Regions from separate parts of the Homo sapiens genome. Here regions 2, 3, 4 and 5 are each linked to region 1. Evidence: chromatin contacts called from ENCODE Hi-C or POLR2A ChIA-PET data. All regions are on one chromosome and are shown on one strand. Each heading gives the region's core, a stretch centred on a gene start or an enhancer-like site at or near the end of the contact. The rest is flanking DNA. Distances are from core to core; before and after follow the strand shown. Region 1 holds the start of OSBPL11 (oxysterol binding protein like 11). Region 2 overlaps MYLK (myosin light chain kinase). Region 3 holds the start of CCDC14 (coiled-coil domain containing 14). Region 4 holds the start of PLXNA1 (plexin A1). Region 5 holds the start of CHCHD6 (coiled-coil-helix-coiled-coil-helix domain containing 6).

Region 1 (2,992 bases), core at 263-2,762:
TCCTTAAGTTGTTCATTCATATTAGTGAAAATTAACAAATATAGACTTTCTCATCAACACAGAGAGCATTGAAGTGGCCTGAGCAACGCAAACTGAACATCTCCAGGCTCAGGTTTAGTTTATCAGAGGCATTAGGATCTCTACCTTTGTCCTTGCATTCCAATTACTTATGTACATTCCCCTTTCCAAGTCACAAATACCTTCAGGGCAAGAATCTTTTCTGATTCTGGAGAAGCTCTGGACAAGTAAGTTTTGAGCACCAGTATTTGCTACCCTCTCGAGAAAGCTGAGTTAAACAGTTCCTGCCCTCGCAGTCTATCAGAGAAAGCTGGCTTGTAAATAAATTGCAACATAGGCAAAAGCAGAAGTGAGTACAGAATTAAATCTGAGGAAGCATTAACTCTCTGACTGTAGAGGAAGTTCAGGGATACATTTCTGTGTTCCTCAAAAGGCCTTCCATAAATACCTGTTGAATGAACAAATGAATGGATTAAATCTTTTAGGCGAGGTCCCAGATCCAAACGAGATGTATCAGTAGCTTCTGGAAGCCAGTGAAAAAACTTTTATCTTTCAACAATTGCGGGATGCAGCCTCCAGGGCATATTCACCCCTACCTCCACCTCGGGAAATAATTTTGGAGAAAGGAGCATACCTGTACTGCCAGCCTTTTGCACTGCCACCGCGGCTGCTGCTGCTGCTACTGATTCCACCTCCACAGCTGCTGTTCTTGTTCGGGGTCACCGCTGTGGCCTGGCCCTCCAGCTTTCCTTCGCTCTCCGAGACTTTCATTGTGGACACTGGTTCACCCCCCTGCATCTTAACGCCAAAGTCCACTTGCCCTTCTTGAGCGGGAGAGAACAATTCTGTAGTTCTGTAGGTGACTTTTTTTTTTTAAGATTTGATCTGAATATGATACCGGTTGCTAAATCACACGGCGGCTGGGGCGGGACTGTCAAATGGTCCAGAAAAGGAAGATACACATTCCCACAGAAGTTAAACTTTTGAGAGGGCAGGGGAAGCAACGAGGACAGATATCCTTCACATGTATCTCTCTCCTTTCCGGCAAAAGCAAGGAGGAAAAAGCATCCGGCGAGAAGACTTAAGTGACATACTCAAAAGAGAAGGAGTGTGGGGAGGTCGCAGATTCTGTAGCCAAGACGGCTGGGAAAAGGACGGAGCGCCACGGACAGGGGACCCGCGGCCTAACCTCGGGGCTGACCCGCCGCGCTCCCTCGTCTCCTCCGCAGGTCCTCAGGCAGTGCGTCCAGTCAAGCCCGCTCGGCAGTTCCCGCCGCAGCCCCCGAGATACAGCCAGGGCCGGCGCGCGCAGCCGGGGAGGAGGGTCGGGGAATGAGGCCGCCGGGGGCGGGACGCCGGCTCCCGGGGCCGCCTCTCCCAGGGCCAGAGGCGAGCCACTCGGGACAACTTCCTCTTATGCCCCTGGCCCGGGCCCTCGACTGGGTTCCCAGGAGCCGGTGAGTCTCTCGCGCTATCTCCAGACCCAAGCGCGAATGCCAGGGCCGCGGCCGCCGCCCCACCCACAGCCCCACAGCCCCACAGCCCCACAGCGGGTCAGCCACCCCCCGCCCCCTGCTCCCTTCCCGCCTTCCCTTCCGGAGTAGCGTGAGCTCACTTCCCTCACAGCCGAAGCGTCTGGCGCCATCTTGGGTCAGGGCGGCGGGTCCCTGAAGGAGGCGGAGGCTCTGGGAGCTGGTAGCTGGGCGACTGGCTGATGGGCGAGGGAGGGCGAGGGAGGGCGCCGCAACGGAACGAGGAACCCGGACAGTGAAGGAGGAAGAAACAAAGGAGCCAGCAGCACTAGAGAGTTCCCTTCTGGTGTGTGAGTGCCCGCCTTCCTTTTTTTTTTTTTTTTTTTTGAGACGGAGTCTCGCTCTGTCGCCCAGGCTGGAGTGCAGTGGCGCGATCTCGGCTCACTGCAAGCTCCGCCTCCCGGATTCACGCCATTCTCCTGCCTCAGCCTCCCAAGTAGCTGGGACTACAGGCACCCGCCACTACGCCCGGCTAGTTTTTTGTATTTTTAGTAGAGACGGGGTTTCACCGTTTTAGCCGGGATGGTCTCGATCTCCTGACCTCGTGATCCGCCCGCCTCGGCCTCCCAAAGTGCTGGGATTACAGGCGTGAGCCACCGCGCCCGGCCGAGTGCCCGCCTTCCTAACCACGTCCTAGCCTTCCATTTGAGGGGCCGTTCCAGGCATTTTAGGAAGAAAGCTTACAAAAATAAGAAAGTACAAGAACGAAGCAAACATCTGTACGTTTTAGTTACTTGGGGTGGGGGGGGGGCAAGCATGACATTGGAGTAAAGCCAATCATTATTATAAATTAAAAAGAAGCTGTCATGGAAATTAGAGATCTCAGAACAGAGCTAGGTACTCTTCCAGACCCCAGACAAATCTTTCACCTTGTTTAGGCCTTGGTTTTGGATTTGTAAAACAAGAGTGCATGGGTAGATTTCTAAAGTCTCTCCTAATTGCTAATTTTAGTTTATAATAACATGACTTGAGGCTGGGCACAGTGGCTCACGCCTGTAATCCCAGCACTTTGGGAGGCCGAGGTGGGCGGATCACTTGAGGTCAGGAGTTCGAGACCAGCCTGGCCAACATGGTGAAACCCATTCTCAACTAAAAATACAAAAATTAACCGGGCATGGTGGTGCGTGCCCGTAATCCCAGCTACTTAAGAGGCTGAGACAGAAGAATCACTTGAGCCTGGGAGGCGGACGTTGCAGTGAGCCTGAGGAAGGAGAGAGACCCTCTCATATTGTTTTATACTCAGTACCTGTTTTAAGAAAAAAAGAAACAGCAAGGAAGTAAAACCAAAGACAGGCAGCCCAGCGCCAGGCCGGAAACCAGGCCTGGGCCTGCCTGGCCTAAACTCAGTAGTTAAAAATCAACTCATAACTTAGAAACCGATGTTATTCATGGATTCCAGACATTGTGCAGCAGAACATTGTGAAACTCCCTGCCCTGTTCTG
Region 2 (2,992 bases), core at 170-2,669, 1.9 Mb before region 1:
TCTTGAAATGTAGCTCCCATAATTCCCACGTGTTGTGGGAGGGACCCAGTGGGAGGTAACTGAATCATAGGGTGGGTTTTCTCATGCTATTCTCATGACAGTGAATAAGTCTCATGTGATCTGATGGTTTTATAAAGAGGAGTTCCCCTGCACATGCTCTCTTGCCTGCCGCCATATAAGGCATGACTTGGCTCCTCATTCACCTTCTGTCATGATTGTGAGGCCTCCCCAGCCATGTGGAACGGTGAGTCCATTAAACCTCTTTCCTTCATAAATTACCCAGTCTCGGGTATGTCTATTAGCAGCATGAGAACAGACTAATACAGGCTGGATCAGGGTCAGGGCAGACAGAAACCTCACCTTGAGCCAGGTGACCTGCGGTTGGGGCCGGCCAGTGATCTTGCAGGAGAATCGTCCCATCTGTCCTTCTTTGACCACAACTCGGCCCAGCTTGGTAGCAAACTTTGGTGGGCACTCCCCCCAGATGCTAGGACGGGTCTCCACTGCTGGAGCTGAAAATCTATCCCTGTAAGGAAATTGGCAGAGAATCCAGTCCCAGACAAGGCAGCAATTCAACCATCCTCTCTCCACCTCACTCAAAGGCACTAAGTTAAGGTCAGAAGCCATCAAAGTGTAGCCTTCCCAATTTTATGCCTCAGAAACTTTCTCATGCTCTCTCTAGAAAAATGTGTGGCACCAAAACCTATTTCCTCTACCTCTTGGGCATGCAGCTAGACTTCATTTACTAGCCTTCCTTGCAGTTAGGCATGCCTGAATTCCACTGAGCCCTGGCTGAAAGCCTGGGTTTTAGCCAGGAGACCATGAGCAGAAGAGCTGTATGCCACTTCCAGGGCCGACTCATAAGAACCTCCTGTGAGGCTCTGCAGTCTCTCGTCCACTCTGCTGGTGAGATGCAGAAGGCCCAGTGGGGGCTCAAGGGCCTAGGAGATGAAACTATAAAATGGAAGAAGCCTGGGCTCCTGGAAGATAATGTGGAAGGCTCTCCCCATGTTCCAGGATATCTGAACTGAACTTTCCCTGAGTAAGAAACAAACTTTCCCTGGGTTGAGCCACTGTGATTTGAGGCTTGTCTGTTACAGCAGCTACTGTTACCCGCCTCTTCTAGGCTTGCTTATTTCAATCTTCTGACTATTGCCTTGATTGTTAGAGTCCACTGCAGACTCTGGCCACCTCTCCCACTTCCTTACATTTAGCAGCTGGGCCAGTCAAAGGAGCCAATCACAGAGGCAGCCAGGTCAGGAGGTGCTGTGTAAATGACACATCTCATTGTACTAGGCTCCCGCCCTTTGGTTATTATAACCTAGGAGAGCCAAGACTTACTCCCCAGACCTATCCTGCTCAAGTCAGCAGGAAAGCAATCCAACCCTTACTCTGTCTTGAACATCCAGGACTTACCCTAAGGTTTTGGAAACAACAGGCTGACCAAGCTGCTTCGCAAAACTTCCTGCAAGAAAAAGAGTTGATGAGTCAGGTCTGAGCCACCAACTTGGAGCAATGAAAGTAAAAAGATTCAACAGCAGGGGTGGGTGGGATAGTGATGGTGATCATTAATCTTGACTGAGCATGGGCTGTGTCACTATGGATACTATGGTAGGTGTTTACATACATTATCATGTGAATTTCTTGCAATAATTTTATGAAGCTGATACTACATTATCCTATTTTTTAAACAGATGAGAGAAATAAGATTCAGAGAAGTTAAGTCATCCATACAAGGTCACAAAGTCAGTAACAGTGCAGAAATTCACCCAGGTCTGCCAGATTCTAAAACTCTCAACCACCCTGCTGAGTTGTTAGGGTAGTACGCTCTACCTTCCATTTTGGGGATTATTTGGGGGTGATTCAGGACCTCTCCAGAACATTTTCTCAGTTAAAGGGAGGGAGGGAAAGGCCCATGCCTATCTCTTACCACACCTACTCTTGACTGACACAATCAACACTCCATTCTTCCACTTAAGGCCTGGCAAGTAGCAGCAAGCTGAAAGAGAGCAGGACAGGTCACTGCAGATGAGCTACAGCGGAGCCAGCAGCTCCTGCAGAATCTGCAGTGCTGCCACACTGAACACTGCCAGTCCTGGGCAAGGTGCTGCTATGCTGGACACTGCCAGTCCTGGGCAAGGCGCTGCTATGCTGGACACTGCCAGTCCTGGGCAAGGCGCTGCTATGCTAGACACTGCCAGTCCTGGGCAAGGCGCTGCTATGCTGGGCACTGCCAGTCGGTCCTAGGTGAGATGATGAGGCCATAGTAGGCGCTATCCTACTGGGCGCTGCTGATCCTGGGTGAGCTGTTGCCGTGCTAGGCAGGAGGCCATTAAATAGCAAAGCCAGCAAGGCAGCTGGGGTTAGCTCCTTTCATCCAGCTCCTGCAGCTGGGAGGGACAATTCACAATGTCACCATGAAATAACTCTAAAGTAGTGGGAGTTTTATTTTGAGGGGTGGGGTGGGAGGAAGAGGTCTTTTTTGAGATGATGATCACCCTGAAAGTTGTTCTTCTTTTGCCGCAAGCTGGGGATGTTTATAAAACCCTATCCCAGGGAGGGTAGAGTCATCCTCTGATATCAGCAGACAGTTGCTGTGGGGAATTTGCAGGGAGTTTACTGCAAAAGAGTAAACTTCCTTAACTTTGACTCTGATCACATTTATATGACTGTGTAAGAACATAGGTGTGGAGGAGAAAAATCATGGCTATTTTCATCAGCCACACCCGGTTTAAGATTCCACCAGAACTTTAGTGAAAAGGGATTAATAACAAACACTGGCATCACATTTAAGCTGTGGCTCCATATAATTGGTGATTACGATACAGGCATTTCTGTTTAACATTACTTAGTGAGCTGTGTCTAGTTTTCATTCCTGAAAGTGTTTTGGTTTTTGTCATTCCATTCTCTATTCAAAAGTAAAAGAACTTCTAAATTGATAAAAGGAGAGACTTGTTTTGAAAGGACCCAACTGACAGTCAAGATGCTGGGC
Region 3 (2,992 bases), core at 235-2,734, 1.6 Mb before region 1:
TAGATGTGTTCTTTGCTATTGGGGCCTCCAATCTTTTTTCATATGCATTTTTTACTTAGTCATAATACCTAGATATTTGCAATTTTAAATCCTGTGTTTTCTACTTTTAAATCTTTTTCATATTCATAAATTTTTAATGGTTGTATAATATTTCCTTCAGTGGAAGTAATATAATAATGGTCTTGGTTTGCTTCATATTTTTCACAATTAAAAAAACAAACCTGGAATAAGCCTTTCTATCTACTGAAAACAGCCTTTTTATATTTAGGATTAAAAAGAAAATTATTTGGTGAAAGGTTATTAGCAATTTAATAACCCTTGATACAAACTGCAAAGCTGCTCTCCAAAAGGAGTGTCCTAATCACAATACAGGAGAATCAGTTTGCTTTATTTTACACTTACTTCTACGAGGTTATTATCATTAAACTTTTAATTTTGCTATTTGAGAATCATATAAGCATTTCTTAGTAGTCATATCTCCTACCAACAAGTACAAGATAATACTGCCTTTGTAGAATGACTTACAGTGTGCTAAGGTCTTTCATTTTCACTTAATCCATACCCTGTGAGTTATTATTTGTGAGGTGGGAACCTAAATTTCAGAAAAGTGGTTTGTTCAAAGTCATACATCTACTAGGTAAAATGTTTAAAAGAAGAATGGACTCTGGCATCAGTTTTGTGAGTCTGAATCTTGTTTCCACAGCTGTGTAACTGCCAAGTTATTTGAATCCTCCAGCCCTCGATTTCCTCATATATAAAATAGGGATAATAGTACTTACCTCATAAGGATATCGTGACTATTAAATGAGTTATTCTATGTAATACATAAAAGCACTTACAGTAGCATCTGCCACATAAGTCCTATCTAAATGTTGGCTGCTGTTATCATTAAGATGGTGGCAAACTACGTGTTTTAAAGGGAACTAAATTTTGTTGTATGTCTACAACAACTGTGTGATCGATGTTTTTACCGGGTTCTCTTATTTAACCTTCTCAATTCTTTGAGACAGGATTTTATGCTTATTTCTGCCTATTTTGCAGCTAAGGAATAGGAAGTTCTGAGCAGTAAAAAGTAGTAGACTCTCAATCTGCAGGTGACTGAAGCTAGGAGAGGTTAAGTCACTCGACGCAGCGGCGAAGGCTGGGACTCGAACCCGGGCCTGACCCCAAAGCCGGCGCTCTAGACTAGGGCTACGACGATTTAAACAGAAACATCTAGAGACCGAGCGGCCGTGTTACGACGGGAAGATTAGGTGTTCCCTGCACCTCTGTCCCAGCACTTTAATGTCGCCGCATTGTCTTTGTCTTTTTTCGAGCAGAGTTTTACAAGTTCCTGGCCCGAAAACCCCCCTGTCCCTCTCCATCCCCACAGCGGACTCCTCAGGTCCTCAGCCCTCACCTGGCCCGGTCGAGCTCCAGACCTGACCATCTCTCGCCGCCTCAGAGAAGCCCAGACCGAGGGAAGTGAAGCCTCACGGTAAAAAGAATTAACCGCCGTGGGCTCCCGGACCTTCTTGGCCCGCCCGCCGAGCTTCCGCTTCCGGAAAGGATCCCGCCGAATGCCGCGCTTCATAGTCTCCGACGCGCCTCCACTCCCTTTCTCCTGCTCCAGGCCCAGCGCCTTGGGCGTACGCAATAGACCCCTCCAAGCTTCCCGGCTTGTCACCCACCGGCAGGGGTTGGGAGAAGCCAATAAACGGCGAACGGGGCGGGGCCAAGGCATGGCTGGGGCGGGGCCGGGGCGGAGCCGCCGAGAAAAGAGTTAAGCGGAGGTTCCAGGACTTGCGGTGGGGAAAACGGGGACGAGGACCCGCCAGCGCCAGAGGATGGGACAGGGGTAGGAGGCGAATAGGTTTCAGAAGGAATTGAGCGCGACTTTTTGGGTTTTCGCTCTTTATTTTTAGTTTGGCATCGTGTGCCTTTTGGAAGATTTTGTTCTTGATATTCTATAAAAATAAGACCTCGGGGTTGTTACCTTTGCGTGTGATGGAAATTGCAGAATTATTCCCTGTGGCCACTGATCTCAGAACGGTGTTCATTAGTTGGGATTTTGGGTTTACTTCCATGCGTACTTGTCTCCTCTTATGTTGAGGTAATTACTTTTGATGAAAAATGACACAACATTCTTAGTATTGGCATGTGCACTCATTTTAATGAGGATTTTAGTCATTGGTTTTTAAGGCATTGAGTTTTGGGTTAATGATTTAAATCAAGTTGAAGAGAGATAACTCAGTTTATTCCATTTCAACTGTCACCCAGGCAGGAGTGCAGTGGCGCAATCTCAGCTCACTGCAACCTCTGCCTCCTGGGTTCCAGCGATTCTCCTGCCTCAGCCTCCTGAAGAGCTGGGATTACAGGTGCGTGCCACCACACGCGGCTAATTTTTGTATTTTTAGTAGAGACAGGGTTTCACCCTGTTGGCCAGGCTGGTCTCACACTCCTGACCTCAGGTGATCCGCCCGCCTTGGCCTCCAAAGTGCTGGAATTACAGTGGTGAGCCACCATGCCCGGCCTCATTTCTTTTTAATGGAGAAAAGAGCTACGCTTTAAAAGTCTGTTACAATTAATGTCAAAGCCCAGGAACTAAAATATGTCCACCAAAATATCACACACTTATCCTGAGTGATTTTAGGAAATGAGTATTTCACAGATTTAGTTTTGAATTAGATCAAACTGTGAAAACCTCTCCTTTCCTTCCCCAGCCCTCACATAACTTCATAACTTGCTGACATATTCACCTGAAATTAAGGGGTTTTTTTTAGTTAAGTTGATATTTTTTGAATTCATATTGATTTTTCTTAATACATGTTTATTTTAGAAAATATAGATAAGCAAAAAGGAAAAGACCACCCATAACCCCATTACCCATGAGTTATCACTTTGAACAGCTTGGTGCATTCCCTTCAAGATTTTTTCCACCTACATATATATGTATAAATGTATTACGACAATATGAAATAATAGGTATTACTGTAACATGCGTGTTTTCTCT
Region 4 (2,992 bases), core at 206-2,705, 1.4 Mb after region 1:
GCTGGGAGTGTAAACTGGGGCTGTCACTTGGGAAGACGGTTTTGCTGTATCTCCTGAAGCTAGACAAATCCTACCCCGTGACCCTGCAGACCGTCCCTGGATCTAAAGGTGCCCACCGAGAGGCACACACAGGATGCTCATCACAGCTTTGCTCATCATGGCTCCAGATAGGCGACAATCCCATGTCCATCGGCAGGAGAATGGGCGAGCAGGAGCCCAACAAAACAGGCTGCGAAGACGATGCCTGCGAGCAGCTGCCCTGTGCCCTCACCACACAGAGCAGACAGAGCAAACAGCACAGGCTGAGTGACCCCGTTTCTGTAATGCCCAGAACAAGCCACCCAAAACAGCGTCCCATTCTGGGGTGCAAATATAAGAGGTCACACCCAAAGAAAAGCACTTAAAGATGAACACAAAAATGAGGGTTGTGGCTGCTCCTGGGGAGGGAGGAGCGGGGTGAGACGCGGAGGGACACCTGGGCCCGGTATGAGTCCATTCCCTTTCCCTGTTAACCATGTGAACTGTAGAGAGTTCCTCTTCTGTAGGGGTGACGTGATTCACACAGCAAAAACCGCACCCCTCAGGCTACAGATGGGGGCCAAGTCCCCAGCCGGGACTCAGCCCTCCCACGACGGGGTTTTCCTGGCCCATCTGCTCTGTTATCGATGCTCCTGTTGCCGGCTTCCCCTTCCTTGGCCTGGTTGCGTCCACCGGGAGGCCCTCCCGGATGCCTCCTGCCTGGGAGTGGCGGTTGTGAGTACAGTAACTGAGTGCTGGGTGTCTGCCCCTCAGCCTTGCCATGCAGGCTGGGGGTATTGCCTGGACAGCTCTGGCCCGTCACCCTGGATTCTGCAGCCCCACACCTCACACCGTGTAGATCCGCTGCCCCACGCTACAGCCGGAGTTCGCGTCTCGCCACGCCTCTGCCGCGGGACTTTCCTCCCTGGGCTGCGTCCCCAGCCGGGAATGCGCCACCAGCCTGGGGCCTGCAGGGGGCGCCCGGGCTCCCCGCGCAGGTGCCCGCCCATCTGACAGAGCGGAACGCGCGAGGCCGAGAGCTGGGAACACCCGGCCCCGCAAGGTCTGGGAACTGCGATTGCCTCCTTCAGCCTCAGTTTCCCCCCCCGTGAAAGGAGGCCATGCTCCTAGCCTGGGCACACTGAGCCAGGCCCTGTTCCTGGGGTCGCGGGCTAGCCCGCTCGAGAGCGGGGGGCTCCCGGAACTGCCCGCGCGGCCCCGGCGCCCAGAGAGTTGAGGCGGGCAGCCGTATCGCCCTTTGAAGACGCGCGGTGGGCCCCTGCAGGCGCGCGGCGCGGGGCAGAGCGCCCTCTGGAGGCCGCCGCCGGCCCCGCCCCCGCCCCGCCCCCGGGCTCTGGGCGGCGCATGCGCGCGGCGCGGGGCTCCGCGGGCGGCGAGAGCGAGGCCGGTCCGCAGCCGCGCGGCGCTCGGCGCCCCATTCATGCTGGGCATCGGCTGCGCGGCCACGCAGCGGAGCCCGGGCGCGGCGGCGGCCTCGGCCTGGGCGGCCTACGCGGCTTCGGCGGCCCCGCGGCGGGGCGGACGGCGGCGGCGGCGCGGGCGGCTGGGCGCGGCGATGGCCGGCGGCGGGGCGCGCCCCGGGGCGGCGGGTGAGTCGGGGCGCAACTTTCCCCGCGGCGCGGGACGGTGGGCGGGGGCCGGGCCGGGCTGGGGTCCGGGGCCGGGCGGCCCGTGGGTGGGCGCGGGGCGGCCTCCGGCGGCGGCCCTCTCGTGAGGCGGCAGGCAGGGGGTGTGCGCGGGGACTGCGGCGCGCGTGGGGACTGCGGCGCGCGTGTCCGCGGCCCGCGTGTCCCTGCGGCTCCGGCCCAGGCGTCCGCGTGTGTCCGGGCGCGGTCGCGGCGCCGACGCGGAGAGACCGCACCCCCGTGCGGCGGGGCTGGGACCGCGGCCCGGGATCCAGCGCCGCGGCCTCCCCCGCCCCCCGGCCGGGCCCGCCGAGCCCCGCGGCAGCTCCGGGGTGGCGGGGGGCGGGCGCTGCCCCTCCACGGAGGCTGGGGAGAAAGTTTGCGGCGGCCCCGCGGGGAGGCCCCTGCGGTGTCCAGGCCCGTCCCGGCCGCTGGACCTCGGCTCAGACCTCTGGCCGCGGGCGAGGACGGGGTGGCCAGGCCCGGATAGGGATCGGAGCCTCCCAGCAGGGCCGCGGGGGCCGGAGGAGGTCGTGCAGGCTAAGCCCCCGGCCGGCCCTGGGGCGCGGGGTGGAAGTTGGAGCGGCTTCCCGACCACAGCTGCCACCGCTCCCACTGGCCCGGAGTGCGGGGAGGTGGGCTCTGGGTGCCGCCCAGGAGGCCGCCCCGCTCGGGCCTCCTTGGCCTCCCCCTCTCGGGGCCTCTCCAGGGTCAGCCGCTTCTCCCGGAGGCTTCCGATTGCTTCCTGGATAGTCCCGGGCCTGATGTGCGGCGAAGCTGGAGGCAGCGGGCCGATCCCGGGCTGCCAGGGGAAGGGGGAGTGGGGACTCCAGGGAGGCCCCTCGGTCGGCGTGAGGTCCCAGGTGCAGCCCTGGAAAGGAGGGGAGGGGCTCCGAGGGGCGGCCCCGGGCGGCGATCTGCCCCAGGCTCCTGTGTGGGGTTCTGGGGCCACGCCCCTTGAAAGAAAGGGGTGTGTGTGCCGGGGAGGGGACGTGGTCGAGCCTCTGTCCCCTCAGCGCGGCTCCTGTGGCTCAGGCTGCTCCGTGCTGCCCCATCTCCTTTCACACGTAGCCGGTTTGGGGGTCGGTGCAGGGATGGGGCGCAGTTTCTGCTCCCCGGGCCCTTGAGGAGCTTGCCTCAGGTCCCCTCGATTTCCTGCGGCTTGGGGTGTGCGGCAGAGGCCAGGTGCTGCACCAGGGGCACCAAGATGCTGCCCGGCCCTTGAGGAGCACCCAGCCCCCTGCCAGAGGCAGGCATGTGAACCAGTGATTCGCTGCAGGGCCAGGCTTCCATTCCTGGGGGGTGCCAGTGGGGCCCAGGAAGGGCGT
Region 5 (2,992 bases), core at 277-2,776, 1.1 Mb after region 1:
GATTGAATTAGTAATCATAAACCTCCAAGGAAAAGAGACAAAGGAAAGCCCAGGACCAGGTCTGACCACATCTTTACTCAGTTTTCCCCGCGGCCCCCGGTCCCCACCCCTCTTAGCCTGTCTCCCTAACTTCCTTTCTCCTGAGGTGCTCCCCCAGGAAACTCCTTGCACCAGAATCCCCTACGCAGGCTCTGCTTATAGGGAAGAAATGGACGACAGAGGTGATGGAGTGGGGTGCGCCAATGAAGTATTTTGAATGAAACTAGCAGACACCTTTGTTCCTAAAGATTCCATCGTCACACCAGCTCTGGGATGTTTACTAGCTTCTTCACCCTGAGCTATTCTCAATCTCAGAGCCTTACTGCTCTCTCTCAATCATTCTCTCCTCCTCACCCCTTTCTTTCCAGGTTGCCAATAGGAGCTCCAAATATTTTCTGGCTATTTCATGTAGCCATCTAGTTTTCCTCAGCTCGGCTTCAGGCGCACTTTTGCAAATCAAAGCCATTCAGCAACTCAGAGGAACAAAAAGGGGCTTATTTGAAGGTAGCAGTGTCTATGACTGGCAACCGTCTGTGTGCTCCCTTACACATAGGGTCCTGTGTAAGAAGCCTACACACAATGCCTGGCACACTGCACTCCACACATGGTATGTACACTCCTTGGGCAATGCCTCCTAACGGCTTAGGACCATTCCCTGTCCTCCCGGGGCGTTTAGAATAAAACCCACACTCAGACCCTGCCTCACAAGACCCGACATGATTTGGGTCCTCACCACTCCTCTGCCCTCTTCTCACTTTCCAGCCATGGGATGACCCCTCTTTCTCTTTTCCTGCCTGAGACTCCCAGGAAACCTCTTCCCCTACCTTTTTCTACATAAATCCTACTCTCCCGCCGGCTCAGTTCAAAGCTTCTTCCTCAGAGGTTGCTCTGGCCACTGAAATTAAAAGAGGCCTCCTTCTGTTCATTTTACTAGTGGCATCGCCATGCAGTTTTCCGTGTATTACAGTCAGTTTCCTTGCGTGCGTGTTTGGCTTTTCACTTGTTTTCCCCTTGCACTGTAAACCTCTCAAGGGCAGGACACTCGCTGTCTTGAGGGGCGCTGTAATGCCAGGGCCAGGTCCCTGCTCGTCTGGCGCTCAGCCCGTGCTGCTCTACACGTGTTTGCTGAATGAATGGAGCAGTGAACCCTCAGAAATTCGCCTCCAGATGAGCGCCTTGGCCGTCTCGGCGTCTCCTGGCCTCAGAACATCACCCTTGGCTCTCCCTCAAGGGGGAGCTCCCAAAGCGAGAACGTGACCCTGTCCTGCACCCAGCCCTCCACTCCAGGGCCTCCGCCGGTACACATCTTCGGCCTCAGCCTAACGCACTCTAGCAGGCACAGACCGCCACGCCCCCACCCCTCCAGACGGAAGGACTGCAATCCCCACAAGGCACCGCGACTCAGCGCCACCCGATTGGTGAAGCCTCTGGCGTCGGCCAATAGGACGTGGCTTTGTTGGCGTGTGCCGCGGCCGCGCGAGTCCTGGAAAGCGTTGTTGGCCCGGTTGCTCTGGAGCCGGGTCTCGGGTCTGGTGGCTGCCGGCCCTGCGGCATCTCGCCATGGGGAGCACGGAGAGCAGCGAGGGCCGCAGGGTGTCCTTCGGAGTGGACGAGGAGGAGCGGGTCCGGGTGCTGCAGGGTGTCCGGGTGAGCGGCGCCGCCTGGGCCGGGGCGGGCGTGGAGGCCGCGGGCGCGGGGGGGAGGTGCGGGGCGGAGCGCAGGGCCGGGGCTCTTTCCACGCGTGAGGGGCGTGGGGCTTGGGAGACTCCGGGGGCTCAGGCCAGGAAGAGGCTGAGCCGAGACGCGAGCCCGAGGCTGGCAGCCTTGGAGCTTCGCGACATGGGCTTCAGGGAAGGAGGAGTGAAGAACTGTACAGGTGCGAGGCCCCTGGGACACGAGGGACGCCCTGGCCACGTCCTGGCTCCGGTCGGCTTAGTTTTTACGTTTCTTGAATTTGCGCCCGGCCTCCCAGCCCGTGGCCCCTCAGGTGCGCGCATCTCGTTCTGGGTACGCGGTGTCTCCCACCTGGGCTTTGCCTGGGGACTCAGCTCTTCCCCGCCGGCCTGTTCTCCACAGCACATCTGCGGGGCGCAGGAAGAACCATAGCTCAGATCTGATCCCCTTCCTTGCCTGAAACCCTCCAGTGGGTTCCTAGCGCGCTTGGATGATGCCTTCCCTGGTTCCAAAGCTGGCCGCTGCCCGTCGACCTCTGGGGACTGCATCCCTCTGGGACTGCATCTCGTGCCATTTCCCTCGCGTGGCACCCGCACCTCGTCCCCAGCCTCAGGACCGCCGTGTTTTCCTGGAGGGTGCCGCTGGCTCAGCTCAGGGTCTGTGCGCCGGCTGTTCTCTCTCCTTCAGCTCTCCTTAAATCCCGCTGTTTCTTGTAATTCTTGTTGTAATTCAGATATCACCAGAGAATCCTTCCCTGACCACCCAATCTGAAGTAACCTCCCACCCCGCGTCCAACATTTATTATTTTCATAGCACTCATCACAGTGATCGCTTCTGTTGATAATTGTTTACTTGTTTATTGCGTTTACTGCTAGAGTGTAAGCTTTTTGAGGCTAAGGTTCCTGTCTGATTGAAGACTGTCCCCAGAACCCAGAAGAATAAAAGCAGCTCTTATTGCAGTGTAGGGGCCATGCGTTGGACTAAACCCTTTATAAGTTAACTGATTTAATTTTCAACAGCCCTATTTAGCCCATTATTGTAGATTAAGGAGAAGTGAGGCACTGAGAGGTGAACGAACTGATCCAAGATCATGTAAATAGTAAGTGGGAGAGCTGGGATTGAAACAAGCCAATTCCAGGGCATGTTGCTGTGCTCGGCCTCTTCCTCCACCTGTGTCTACACCTGCAGGTGCTTTGTAAGTAACTGTGGAGAGATGAATGAACCCAGTAAAAGGGACTAGGATTAAATGAAACGCACAGAGCTGGGTGTAGATGAATTA

Evidence for each region. Hi-C counts contacts between places; a loop is a spot of excess contacts on that map. ChIA-PET counts read pairs that join two places held with the same protein, here RNA polymerase II (POLR2A). Pooled maps may share reads with other maps.
Region 2: POLR2A ChIA-PET joins it to region 1 with 10 read pairs in WTC11. The contact joins the enhancer-like site here to the promoter of OSBPL11 in region 1. POLR2A ChIA-PET finds 5 or more read pairs at or near these places in 2 of 52 experiments (WTC11 and activated CD8-positive, alpha-beta memory T cell).
Region 3: a map of CD8-positive, alpha-beta T cell shows a loop between it and region 1 (15-fold over the local background). The contact joins the promoter of CCDC14 here to the promoter of OSBPL11 in region 1. A Hi-C loop is called at or near these places in 2 of 168 maps with a recorded cell type or tissue (CD8-positive, alpha-beta T cell and naive thymus-derived CD4-positive, alpha-beta T cell), 3 of 37 single-sample maps with no recorded cell type and 8 of 50 pooled maps. POLR2A ChIA-PET finds 5 or more read pairs at or near these places in 1 of 52 experiments (CD4-positive, alpha-beta T cell).
Region 4: a loop to region 1 is called in a map of CD8-positive, alpha-beta T cell, with 12 times the contacts of the local background. The contact joins the promoter of PLXNA1 here to the promoter of OSBPL11 in region 1. A Hi-C loop is called at or near these places in 2 of 168 maps with a recorded cell type or tissue (CD8-positive, alpha-beta T cell and naive thymus-derived CD4-positive, alpha-beta T cell), 2 of 37 single-sample maps with no recorded cell type and 7 of 50 pooled maps.
Region 5: a map of CD8-positive, alpha-beta T cell shows a loop between it and region 1 (19-fold over the local background). The contact joins the promoter of CHCHD6 here to the promoter of OSBPL11 in region 1. A Hi-C loop is called at or near these places in 3 of 168 maps with a recorded cell type or tissue (CD4-positive, alpha-beta T cell, CD4-positive, alpha-beta memory T cell and CD8-positive, alpha-beta T cell) and 7 of 50 pooled maps. POLR2A ChIA-PET finds 5 or more read pairs at or near these places in 1 of 52 experiments (naive thymus-derived CD4-positive, alpha-beta T cell).

Annotation. Positions count from the first base shown.
Region 1 is chr3:125,593,985-125,596,976 of GRCh38, forward strand. It overlaps OSBPL11 (oxysterol binding protein like 11), which reads right to left and starts at 1,513. Exons shown (of 13, transcript NM_022776.5): 1 at 653-1,513. The coding sequence starts at 816. RefSeq lists enhancers at 41-100, 1,061-1,120 and a silencer at 1,221-1,630.
Region 2 is chr3:123,738,537-123,741,528 of GRCh38, forward strand. It overlaps MYLK (myosin light chain kinase), which reads right to left. Exons shown (of 34, transcript NM_053025.4): 6 at 1,417-1,465; 7 at 361-526. Among named protein-coding and RNA genes, the nearest start is that of MYLK-AS2, 50 kb to the left of the region's middle. Within about 2 kb of position 1,420, at least 3 of the 41 ENCODE cell types and tissues checked have a DNase peak (open chromatin) inside an H3K27ac peak, as active enhancers do.
Region 3 is chr3:123,959,745-123,962,736 of GRCh38, forward strand. CCDC14 (coiled-coil domain containing 14) reads right to left here and starts at 1,485. Exons shown (of 13, transcript NM_001366335.1): 1 at 1,400-1,485. The coding sequence starts at 1,429. RefSeq lists a silencer at 1,493-1,803.
Region 4 is chr3:126,981,660-126,984,651 of GRCh38, forward strand. It overlaps PLXNA1 (plexin A1), which reads left to right and starts at 1,456. Exons shown (of 32, transcript NM_032242.4): 1 at 1,456-1,628. RefSeq lists enhancers at 212-261, 522-851 and silencers at 902-1,121, 1,222-1,451, 2,467-2,546.
Region 5 is chr3:126,702,714-126,705,705 of GRCh38, forward strand. It overlaps CHCHD6 (coiled-coil-helix-coiled-coil-helix domain containing 6), which reads left to right and starts at 1,527. Exons shown (of 8, transcript NM_032343.3): 1 at 1,527-1,686. The coding sequence starts at 1,600. RefSeq lists enhancers at 1,107-1,166, 2,227-2,778 and a silencer at 1,717-1,916.